Linked DNA regions of Homo sapiens: region 1 is linked to region 2. The links are chromatin contacts, found by Hi-C in ENCODE. All regions are on one chromosome and are shown on one strand. Each heading gives the region's core, a stretch centred on a gene start or an enhancer-like site at or near the end of the contact. The rest is flanking DNA. Distances are from core to core; before and after follow the strand shown. Region 1 holds the start of NEXMIF (neurite extension and migration factor). Region 2 holds the start of FTX (FTX transcript, XIST regulator).

Region 1 (6,278 bases), core at 2,626-5,125, 630 kb before region 2:
ATCTATTAGCCAGTGGAGAGATTATGTTCTCCATGCCCCCTATGGAAAAACTATGGTTCAGAGAGGTTTGGTAATTTTCTAAACATCACACAGTTTGTTTATGGCTGAATTAAGGTTAACACCCAAGATTCTAGGTTCAGGTCTCATACTTCATTACCCCCCTTTGGTCTAATGGATATGCTACCATTGACTGTTAAATAGCAGAGACCAATTATTCCCAAATGGCACCTTCTTGAATTGAAGTCTCACAGTGATTCTCTTCTTTAGATCTGCCTTACAGGGAGGACCACTCTATTTGAGATTCTCTGTTATGTTTTTAGACAATAAAACCCCAGGGAAAGGGATGATGGAGGCTAAGATAGGCCTGATTTGAGTTCCGCTCTAGAAGAAGCAAAGAACGTACTGAAAATCCAATCAGTGTTTTTATATTGAGTGCCTCTGTTGTTCTGGGCACTGTGCTCAGACATGGACATCAAAGTTGAAGGTATCTGCTCTACTCTTCATAAATGAACAGTCTAGAAAGGGAAGAAGACACATAAGCAGACAGTGTCAGTATCATATACTAAGTGTAATGATTACAGTAAACCCAAATGCTATGGGAGCACAGAGAGAATGCCCAGGCTAGTCTAAAGGTAGGGATGGGCCCTCAAAAGTTTTCATGGAGTAACTACAGTTAATATCTGTGCCTGGCCCATTGAAAACATTCAGTAAAAGTTAGCTATTATCACCATGCCAGTACACGTTGTCCCTGCCCTCAAGGAGCTCATGGCCTAGCAAAGGAGAAAGTACCAATATATAACTATAATAATATGCAATTTAAGCTATATGGTCTGTTGGAGAAAACAGACATGGATAATAACTCACATTCAGTGAAGGCTGCCTATGTGCCAAGCAGTGTTCTGAGGACATTATATTTATTCCTTCATTTAGTTCCCATAACAACTCCATGGTTAACACAATTTTTTTTCTCAATTATTAATATAAATGAGGAAACTGAAGCACAGACAAGTAAAGTAACTTGCCCAAAGCCACACAACTAATGGACATTGTTAAGTAGTCACACTTAAACCTGTCTTAAAGAAGAAGAAAAGCCACCTGGAAGATGACCTGGCACTCACAGGTAGGCCATGGCTGGTCTCCTGATGGACATAAACACTCTCACAAAATACTGACATCAGACAATGTTACACTGAGAACATGACAAAATGAAACAAAACAAGGCCTCTTCATAATTTTGTCTAAGCACAGACAAAAAACCCACAAAAGCCTTATCTCCACTTTAGTCTACCTCCCAATAGATAAGATTTATTAAGATGCCCAGTCACAGAATTGCCCTTGCTTTCTGAGAGCATTCAATGTAGAATTAATTCCCACTTTCTTAAACCCTCCCCCAATTACCCAACCAAAATCCAAATCCTATAAGTCCTTTCTACCACCTTTTATCTGAGACACCCCATGATTTCCTGTTTTATTAGTTCGCTCTGGCTGCCATAACAAAATATTACAGACTGAGTGATTAAAACAACTGAGATTTATTTTCTCACAGTTCTGGAGGTTAAAAGTCCAAGATGAAGGTGTCAGTAGGTCTGGTTTCTCCTGAGATCACCATCTCCTTGGCTTGCAGATGGCCTTTTTGTGTTGTCTGTGTCCTAATTTTCTCCTCTTATAAGGACCTCAGTCATATTAGATTAGGGCCCATTCTCAAGGCCTTATTTTAACTTAGTATCCTCTGCAAAGGCCCTATCTCCAAGCAGTCACATTCTGGGGTACTGGGAATAGTCAGAGCTTCAACATATGAATTTTTGGGGAAATGCAAATCAGCCCATAACACCCATGGTGTGTGTTCTCCCTCACTCTAACAAGTAGTAAACCCAAATTGTTCAACTACAGTTGTGTTTCTGGTAGTTTTTGGCTGGAGGGCATTGACAAAAATTATAACTGGTAACAAATAAGCAACTAACTTTATAAAGGAAGAATAGCATATGTAGTTAATACAGGTGAAAACAATGTGCTTTCCGACAACGGAAAAAGAGCAATTCATTCTGGATATTGAGATCCAGCCAATAGATGGGTGGCATTTTACATGTTTAACCTTTTTTGTTTGTTTGTTTTTGCTTTTGAGAACAGAGGCCAAATTTTGTCTTCTTATTTATTCCAGTGCCTGAAAGATGCAAATATATTTGCACAGTGTCTCACAAATGCAAGATAAATAACATATCATCCCTATCCTCAGGACACATATACCTAACTTCCTTGTGACTCGATTTTCTCATTTGTAAAATGGAGATAGTAAAATTGTGTTTGTTGTGAAGATTAAATAATTCATGTAAATTGCTTAGCACAGTGTCTGGCACATAGTAAGGACCCAATAAGTATAATTATTTCAGGATGAGCTATTATTTATGGATGAGTTTCATAGATATAAAATGAGAGGGAGAAATAACAAGAGTGTTTCAAGCAAGTGGGATGACAGAAACAAAGGCACAGAGATGGGGAGTTGTAAAAGCCATACAGACAGTTTATTGTCCAGGAATGAAAGACCCATGGTAGAGCGCCTCAAACTTGGTAAAGTGACCCAGACCTTATTGTCAATGGGATATCTGGAACATTTATCTCCTGTACTTTGCCAGGGAAAAGAAAATATACCCCCGCCTCTGCACTGTTTCTGGGGAGGGATTGTGTGACAGGTGATGGTGAGAAGTTGCACACATCAGATCTCAAAGCCTGAGCCCTCGTAGCAAAATGACGCTGTAGCTGTGGCAGCAAAGAAATCTGAAATGAGGCCCTGCCTGACTGGAGAAGCTGTGCTTTGGCAATGATGTTGGAGCAAGTGCACACAAAGTAGCTACTTTTACCCCTTCTGTTCTAGTACCAACCTTTTCATCTCTTGCCTTGGCTCCTAGTGGTGACAAATCTCCCGAGGCTCAGGCCTCAACCTTGCACCCAGGACTCCAGAAGTACTAAATGGTCCCTCCTGAGTTGCTCTCCAATCGTTTTGCTGTTTCCTGTTGAGTTCCCAGGACGTCTGAAGGAAAATGACCACCTAAGAGATTTTTCAATGACAGCCATCAGGCAGATCTGTTTTCCTTCCTGGCCATATTCAGCTTCCCTTCTTTCCTTTATTCCCCAAACGTCACTCCCCAATTGTCTGCCTTCATCCAACCCTTCAAAAAGGACCCACCTTCCTGGGGGCCCAGGCCCTTAAGTTAAGAGTAGGTAAAGGTTGAATGGTTAGATGCTTGGTGGATGAAACCATTCAAATATTCTTCCCCAAACTTCAGAGTGCCCCTCTCCGCACACACAACTGCCCTAAAAGGCATGGGAGAGTGGTGTCCGGTTGCGTGTCTGCCAGGGGAAGAACGCACCACTGGCGTAGTGGACTGGAAGGGCAGCAGGAACGCGAGTGGGGGGCGGGGTGGGAATGGGGAAGGGGGGTGCGCGCCCTTTATGACAGGTGGCCGCGCAGTGCGCGCTCCCGGGCGCCCGAGGGGAGGGAAGGACAGACGGACAGAGTTGGGGGGGCACATAAGGAAGGGACCATAGAGAGGGTAAGGAGAGCGGGAGGGAAAGGGAGAGCTGTGGTGGGGAAGAAGGGTAGAGGGGGGAAGGCGTCCAGCAAGAACAGCCGTGTTGGAGGAAACAATGGCAGGGGCAACAGCGATGGTGGCAGCAGAGGCGGCCCCACTCTGGGCACCTTTCTGAATGGGCAGAGACAGCTCCGGGAGAAGAGGGGACCAGGCAGTGCCTGCAGAGGCTCTGAGAAAAGCGGCAGAGGGAGGAGAAGAGGGAGGAGGAAGAGAAGGAGGAGGAGGAGTAGGAGGAGGAGGAGGAAGGGGGAGGAGGGGGGACGAGGCAGGGGAAGAACCTGGGAAGGAAAACCAGTAGCATCAGCAGCAGCAGCAGCAGCCGCCGCCGCCACCACCGCCGCCACAGCAGTAGCATTAGCGGCAGTAGCAGCATTTAGCAATAGCTTTAACAGCTATAGCGACAGTAGCAGCCGCCCTCCTCTCTCCCTCTCGCGGACGGCCGCAGCCACCGCACAGAGCGGGCTCCAGGCGCCGAGCGCGCAGCCCGCTCGCTAGGTAGCTCCAGCCGGGGCGAGCGACAGTGTAAGCGAAGCACGGACCCTTGGAGCAGCCGGGCAGCCGCGGAGGCTCTGAGTTTCAGGGCCAGAGCCCGACAGCTCTGACTCCATCTAGCGCGGCGGCGGCGGAGCCTGAGGGAGCGAGCGAGGAGAGAGGCGCGTCCACCTGGCGGGCCCAGCGTATGGAGCTGAGGCAGAGGCGGCGGCGGCGGCGGCAGCAGTAGCAGCGGCGGTGGCGGCTAAGGCAGCTCGAACAGCTGCGGCGACGGCGACAGCCCAGCCTTGACTGCGACCGCGCTAGCTACAGCGCCTGCTGCCTGAGCCCGCCAGCGACGTGCGCCTCGGGAGTCGGCCTGTGAGGTGAGTAGGAGCGCTGCCATACAGCTTCCTGGCCTTCTCGCCGGCTCCCCGGCTGGCTCGGGGTGGCGGCCGCAGGGGGTGGAATGAACTGGGGTAAGTCGAGCTAGACGAGAAGGAAGGGAAAACGGAACGGAGGACGTCTGTATGCGAATGTGTGTGTCTGTGTATGAGGGAGCGAGGCCGCTAGGGCGAGAGATCCCGGCTCGCCCTGACAGGCACTGCAATCTAGGAAAGGCCTCTGTGCTTGCGCCGTAGGAAGGGGGTTGCGGGGGGAGGGGAAGCGAGCGGACCGGAGCCGCCGCGCTTACACGCACGCAGCTCGGCAGAGTGCCGCCTCCTTTCGGACTGGTGCAGGGTAGAGCCTGGCCAGGGAATGGGGCATGGGCATGGCACGCTTCGGCGAGAGCGGGAAAACCCACGCGGCGGCCGAGGCCGGGCGCTCGGACCAAAGCCGCAAAGGTGCGAAGCCGGGCGGCCGTGGCGACCACAGAGCGCCCCCAGGACACGCGCCACTCGGCCGAGGCTGCGGACAGGTTTAAGTTGGAGGCCAGACCGAGCCTCGCCCAGCTCATCTCCTTTGCGGAAATTGGCTTGTGGCCCCTTCGCGCTCTCGGTGGCGGTCGAATTGACGCTTTTCTGTGTGGCTTCTGGCGCTTCTCTCTGCCGCGCCCCGCAGCACACGTCGGCTCGCGTCTTGTACACCCTGTAGGGCGGGAAGGCCGTGAGCCGGCGCGGGGAGCGGAGTCCCGCTCCGGGAAAGTGTGGAAACCGCGCTGCTGAGTTGGCGCCGTTCCGCTGAGGAATTCAGCGATTTCAGCATGACTGCTTCTGTCTGTCTGATTCGTGAGGGACCGAATCACCCGCGCAAGGTTTTCTGTCTTTTTCGAAGTTAAAAAAAAATTGGCATCCCCATTTCGACAACAGCACTCTTGATTTTTATCAAGCTTCTGGTTGCATTTTGGAATAAGTGGGTCTCATATTTTGCTTCTGGATCTTGGCTCCCAGCATATTGTTGAATGCTGTGCACAGCACTACATTTAGATATGTGGCCTTTTTCTAATGTTGCATTTTCTAGACTGTTATCTGAAAAGACATGATTTGTGTTGTAGGGCTGGCAGGGCTGTTTTTAAAAATGTCTAAAGCACTTTAATCCCGGGATTTGAATATATCCTTGGTTGTTTTTGGTGGAGGAGTTCCTGGAATATTTTGCTTGGTGAGAAAAGGTGCTGTAATGGTCTTCTCTGAACTCCTTACGACCATTTGTGTTTTGGAGGGGTGAATCTCCCTTACATCTTTTACACATGAGGTAACATATGACCAAACGTTTTATTTACAGCAGTGACGTTCTTATGGCTGAGGAGAATTTACACTTATTGAAAAAATATTTTTAGAAGGGAACAAAAAAGTCCTAAGTAACTGTCATTTTACATATTAACTGGGAAACCGGCTAATCAAATAAAACTGGCTGAGTGTCTGAAACTCTATCCCAGTGAAATATGTGGCTGTGAATATAATTAACCATCTGTCTAGTGAGCAATTTAAATTTGGGCTGGTACATTTTTATTACAGTGTCTAATTTCTGGAAGACATACATTTTACCCAGCAGTAACAACAAAAACGTATTTGCTTACTAGGTCAAAAATTTACTGTGTGGTGGTGGTATTTCCCTTTCTTCCTCCATGTCTTTCATAGTCCCCACACTGCGTAACCTGGGAGGTCAAAAATGAGCTTCTTGTTTTTGCAAATAGCGTATTTACAATAGAGGAACTGAAACTAGCCCTGGTGGCTAGTGATTAGACATTTTTGTCTCTTAGAAATACTTTCCAATATTTCA
Region 2 (6,028 bases), core at 2,436-4,935:
GAGTCTTGCTCTGTCACCCAGGCTGGAGTGCAGTGGCTCGATCTTGGCTCACTGCAACCTCTGCCTCCTGAGTTCAAGCAATTCTCCTGCCTCAGCTTCCCGCATAGCTGGGATTACAGGCACCTGCCACCATACCCGGCTAATTTTTGTATTTTTAGTAGAGATGAGGTTTCACTGTGTTGCCAGGCTGGTCTCAAACTCCTGACCTCGTGATCTGCCTGTCTCGGCCTCCCAAAGTGCTGGGATTACAGGCGTGAGCCACCGCACCCAGCCCGTGCCTTTTTCCTGAATTTCTCTTCTTAAGGGGCCATGGTACATTATGGAAGTTTTTCAAAATAAAGAGACGTGGAAAGAGTAAGTAACTCAATCTGTAAGAATTATGTGCTGATTTCAATTTTATAATACTTTCAAAAAATGCAATGTTGTCCATTTATTAAAAATAGTGAAGATAATTAATAATTAGGGGCATGGAAAAGCAGTGAAAACATCACAATATTGTATCTATAAAATGTTGATGTTTGTCTGTGCCATTGGTAAATAGTGTTGGTGGGGGAAAAGTTGAGTCTCTTATGCATTGAACCTTTGGGGTAATGTGTAGTGATTTCCATATGGCTGAGCCTAGGACCAAGCTCCTTGCCTGAGATGAAGGTAGAAGTAGAAGTTCCTTGGAAGAAACAGAACTAAATCTGTTTGCTGATGAATATTCATCTGTGCATGGTAAAAACACAGCCTCAAACACAAATATAGTGTCATAAAAAATGTTAACGTTAGGCCAGGTGCAAGGGCTCCCACCTGTAATCCCAGCATTTTGGGAGGCCGAGGCGGGCGGATCACGAGGTCAGGAGTTCGAGACCAGCCTGACGAACATGGTGAAACCCCATCTCTACTAAGAATACAAAAATTAGCCGGGCGTGGTGGCGGGCGCCTGTAATCCCAGCTACTCAGGAGGCTAAGACAGGAGAATCGCTTGAACCTGGGAGGCAGAGATTGCAGTGAGCCGAGATCGTGCCATTGCACTCCAGCCTGGGCCACAGAGCAAGACTGTCTCAAAAAAAAAAAAAAGTTAATGTTAAAACATTATATATACATTTTTTCTTTTTCTTTCTTTCCTTTTTTTTTTTTTTTGAGATGGAGTTTCACTCTATCACCCAGGCTGGAGGGCAGTGGCATGATCTCGGCTTACTATAACCTCTGCCTCCCAGGTTCAAGCGAGTCAGCTGCCTCAGCCTCCCGAGTAGCTGGGATTACAGGTGCCCGCCACCACGCCCAGCTAATTTTTGCATGTTTAGTAGAGACGGGGTTTCACCATGTTGGCCAGGCTGGTCTTGAACTCCTGACCTTAACTGATCTGCCTGCCTTGGCTTCCCAAAGTACTGGGATTACAGGTGCGAGCCACTGTGCTTGGCCCCCACCTCTTTTTTTTTTTTTTTTTAAATAGAGACAGGGTATTGCTATGTTGCCAAGGCTGGTTTCGAACTTGTGGTCTCAGGCAATCTTCCTGCATTGGCCTCCCAAAGTGCTGGGATTACAGGCATGAGCCACCACGCCCAGCCAAAACATTATATATTTGAACAAAAATCATAAGAGAACACAAAGATGCTTGCTATGGTTTGAATATGTCTCTCAAAGTTCATATGTTGGAAATTTGATGCCCCATGTGGTGGTGTTGGGAGGTGAGGCTTAAAGGGAGGTGTTTGAGTCATGGGGGCACCACTCTTATGAATAGCTTAATGCTATTATTGAGGGAGTGGGTTTGTTATTTCAGTAGTGGGTTCCTTATTAAAGGATGAGTTCTGGCCCCCTCTTGCGCGCACTCTCTCTTTCTCTATCTCTTTGCCCTTCCACCATGGGATGATGTAGCAGGAAAGCCACTGTCAGATGCCAGCTCCTCAGTCTTGGACTTCCCATTCTCCAGAACTGTGAGGAAATAAATTTCTGTTCTTTATAAATTGCCGAGTCTGCAGTATTTTGTTACAGTGGTACATAATGGACTAAGACAATACTAATGGGTATGAAGTTTCTTTTTGGGGTGATGAAAATATTCTAAAATTGATTGTAGTGGTGGCTGCATAATTCTGTGAATATACTAAAATCCATTGCATTGTACACTTTAAGTTGGTTAACTGTATGATATGTAAATTATATATTAATAAAACCATTAAAACAGAAAAATAACAGAGATAAGAGCATTTGTTAAAATAGTGTTGTAGAATTTGGGGTAAAATTTCTTATATTTTAACTTTTGTGTAATAATAAATGATTATTTTAATTTAGAAGAGGTTCTTTGTACCACTGAGATTTCGGCATTTCTTTTTTATTTAATGCATGCCTATTTCTCTTTTTTCTTCTTCATATGCACATTGTTGTATAATTTTTTGGGCGTATTATATAACAAATGCAAACCCATTTTTCTCTGAATAATGTTGATATAACATTCTTAAGTTAATTTGAGAGGATGGTGATGTATAAGTTTATGAGTTTTAGGATTTATGAATTTGCGGGTCTCAGTTTTTGGTATTTCCAAACTGGCTCTTTTAGAAAGCAATAAGAACCAGACACCAAAGTAAAACATAATAAAGAGAAACAAAATATTATTTTGTATTCTTTCTAGTTCACACCCAAAGAGGGATCTATTTCAGAGCCTCTTAAGTAAATAATGCCATTTCCCTCAAAATTAATATTTGAGTTCTTACAGAAGACAAGAACAGGCCTTGTAGTAAGCAGTGAAGGACATTGAATCTCATTTTTAATGTCCAGACAATACCAGGGTTGTGAATAGAAAGAAAAGAGCTTTCCATGTTGGTGGTCTACTGCCTCTTACCCCCAAATTGATTGAACACTTTTGCAGTTTTTGTTCTGGTTCCCTGTCTCTGGATCTTCCCTGTGGGTCATCATCAAAAAGGTGTTCTCTTTGCCCAAGACAGGCTGGTTGAGCTCACCCTGAGAGCTGCTTTGGAGAGGATGTGTGGAAATATTTTTTTTCTTTTTTTGAGATGGGGTCTCACTCTGTTGCCCAGGCTGGCAACATCATAGCTGGCACAATCATAGCTCACTGTAGCCTCGACTTCCTGGGCTCGAGTGATTCTTCCACCTCAGCCTTCTGAATAGCTGGGAGTACAGGTGCGCACCACCACGCCCGGCTAATTTTTGTATTTATTTGTAGAGACGGGGTTTCGCCATGTCACCCGAGCTGGTCTCGAACTCCTGAACTCAAGGGTTCCGTCCACCTCGGCCTCCCAAAGTGCTGGGATTACAGGTGTGAGCCACCGCGCCCGGGCTACAATTATTTAAAAAAAAATTTTTGCGGTAATTTTTACAAATTTCAACATCAGGCATAGGAGGAGAGGAGTAAGAGGCCCAAGAGGGCTGCAGACTGGCAGGGAAAGTGAAGAATTGAAGGGTAGACCACTAACGATAGCAGAGGAAATAAAGGTAGATGGTGGGCTAAGAATAATGGGAGAGGGATTGACGAAAGAAGTATGGGCTGAGGGAGGGATGATGGTGGAGGCCAGTGTGACCGAGGGGAGGGGAAAGGTGGAAGAAGCAGAGTGGGATAGCGTCCTGGGAAAGAAGTGAAGGAGGTCGGTGGACCGCTAAGGGTTAGACTCCTAGAGGCTGGAGAGCGGCGCGTGGGGGAGGCGGGGCGCGGAGGGGGGGTTAAGGGGCGTTAGCAGCGCATGCGCTGGAAGCACACTGCGGCGATTCTGGAGAGGTTGTCCTTTTCTGGCATCAGCGTTGCGGCTCGAGGCAAAGCTGGTCCTGTGCCTGCTGTCCATTGCCGCTAAGGCCTGCTGCTGCCATTCAGGCGTGTCTCTCTCTCTCTCTCTCTTTCATGCCGCTCTCTCCACCCCATCTTGGGACGGCCAGCTCTAAGAATTCCTGCTACGACACTGAATTCAACCAGGAGGTAAAGGAACGATGTAGGGGAAGAACAGAACATGGAGGGCGGCGGAGGGAACTTGGGCCAGGAAGATCCTTAATTTGTGCATTTTTCCAGTTCACGGGAGGAAAAAATGGAATACGTTACAGGCCCCAGTTTTCCAAAAGGATGTTGAGCATTTGCTTCCCATTGTGAAAGGAATGCGGGTTCCTTTCCTCTAACTAGAGTCAAGGCACCTGAGCATCGGTGTTTTCCATAATGTTCCCTGTTTAAAACATTTGTGGTTCGTCATTTGTAGCAGATGTATTTAAAGGGCGAGGCCTTAGGATTATGTTCATCCGATGGTTTGTGAAAGTTTTCCTTGCCTTTGTTCAGGTTGACCGGTCTTATGTGAATCCTGGGGTACTCTAGCCCCCTCCCTTGGAGTTGGGACCGATTCCATCTAGATCTGGGATTCACTCTGATCACCTGCAACGCCTTCTTTCCCCGATTCAACTTCCCTAGTTTATCGCATCTACTCGCATTAGGGAAGGCTGGTAATGGCTCTCCTTGGGCACTGGGGCAGAATTGTGGCGAGAAACACGTCCAGATAGCATCAGGCATGCATACTGTATACAAATGGGAGCAAGAAGAGAGAGGACTATCGCGGTGCGCAGGGTATTTGAGAGGCTGGATGAGGAGGCGCGGCGCCGAGGGGCGGCGCTCAAGCTTACAGTATTTGAGAAGACCTGAGTTAAGGGGACGGGCTCCAGTGGGGCGGGGGTGGGGAGAGGGAGGCACGCATGCGCAAGGCTTGAATGGCGTCGGGGTTGGAGGGTTGGAAGGTCGGGAAGTGAAGGACTCGCAGGCATATTTAACAACGCAAAGTTGCTAGGAGTTGGTACCAGCGTTTGGGAGGTAGAGGTGGCGCTCATGCATATTTGAGACAACATCTGGATGGTTGGGGAGAACGGTAAGGAGGAAGCGGCGCGCATGCGTATTTCAGACGGAGTGCCGGGGAGGGGAGGCGCTCAGCATTCGGGTAATTAAGGTTGCAAAATGGCGAGGGGGGAGGTAAGCTGTCTTTGCTTGGCCATCTTGGGCTAGCAGGCCTTGCAGAGAACTACCTTTTTAGCTGAGTGAAGGGATCAACCTGAGTTGGAGTTCTCCTATGCTGTGGCCAGATCCACTAGAAATTAACCCAGAATCTTAGCCTCTCAGTGGCCTATCGGTAAGTGGGTACAAAAATGAGGAGGCGATGATGACTCTGCAAAAGGTTGCGGCAGCTGGCGGTGCGTAGGAAATGCGTAAAAAGGGAGCACTTGGAGACAGGCCACATTTGGGCAGTACGCATTCGGAGGGCTCTCTGGCTTTCCGATCTTGGGTCGCTGTACTTGGCTCTGAATACAGTCACCCCATCAGAGTAGCAAAACACTGTGGTTGTAGTGTGAGAATCCAATGTTAATGTTGGCCGAAAGCTCTTGATTTTCTTCCCTGAGAACATAGGCGTGAGGATTTGGATGTGTTTCCAAATGCTTGTTACTCTTTGCCGTAAACCTGGAATTTGGACCTATGGCTGCCTGGGACTCATACTGTCGTGGAGAAAGATTGAAAAGTAGTTAATGGCAGTGGTGGTATGAAGGTAACCTGGGCTTTCACCCTTTCCTTTATTTTTTCTTCTGTAGAACTTTCAGCACGGTTTTGTCAAGGGAGAAGATTAGAGTTTCTATTTTAAAGGCAGATGTACTGTCATGACTCTCTGAAGACTTGCTGTTAATCGCTAAAACTAGTAAGTTAGCACTTAGATACAGACATAGTTAGAAGGAGCACAGGATTAAAAACTGAAAAAAACATCTTTTCCCAGTAATCCTAGCTATTATTTCATGGTGGTCCTTTTCCTTCTCTGGGCCTATTTCTCTCTCTCGCTCATTTATTTATTTACTTTTAGACAGAGTCTTGCTCCGTCGCCCAGGCTGGAGTGCGGTGGCGCGATCTCAATTCACTACAACCTCCGCCTCCCGGGTTCAAGCGATTCTGATATCTCAGCCTCCCAAGTAGTAGCTGGGGTTACAGGTGCGCGCACGCCCGGCTAATTTTTGTGTTTTTAGTAGAGACGGGGTTTTGCCATGTTGGCCAGGCTGGTCTCGAACTCCCGGCCTCATGTGATCC

The links. A loop is a pair of places that touch in the nucleus more often than their neighbours do. Pooled maps may share reads with other maps.
Region 1: a loop to region 2 is called in a map with no recorded cell type, with 27 times the contacts of the local background. The contact joins the promoter of NEXMIF here to the promoter of FTX in region 2. A Hi-C loop is called at or near these places in 1 of 168 maps with a recorded cell type or tissue (posterior cingulate gyrus), 7 of 37 single-sample maps with no recorded cell type and 9 of 50 pooled maps.

The regions. Positions count from the first base shown.
Region 1 is chrX:74,923,049-74,929,326 of GRCh38, reverse strand. It overlaps NEXMIF (neurite extension and migration factor), which reads left to right and starts at 3,875. Exons shown (of 4, transcript NM_001008537.3): 1 at 3,875-4,444. RefSeq lists a silencer at 4,837-4,996 and an enhancer at 6,242-6,278.
Region 2 is chrX:74,291,231-74,297,258 of GRCh38, reverse strand. FTX (FTX transcript, XIST regulator) reads left to right here and starts at 3,685. Exons shown (of 7, transcript NR_028379.1): 1 at 3,685-3,907. LOC124905199 (a long non-coding RNA gene) reads left to right here and starts at 4,663. Exons shown (of 2, transcript XR_007068266.1): 1 at 4,663-5,501. RefSeq lists enhancers at 4,431-5,221, 6,013-6,028.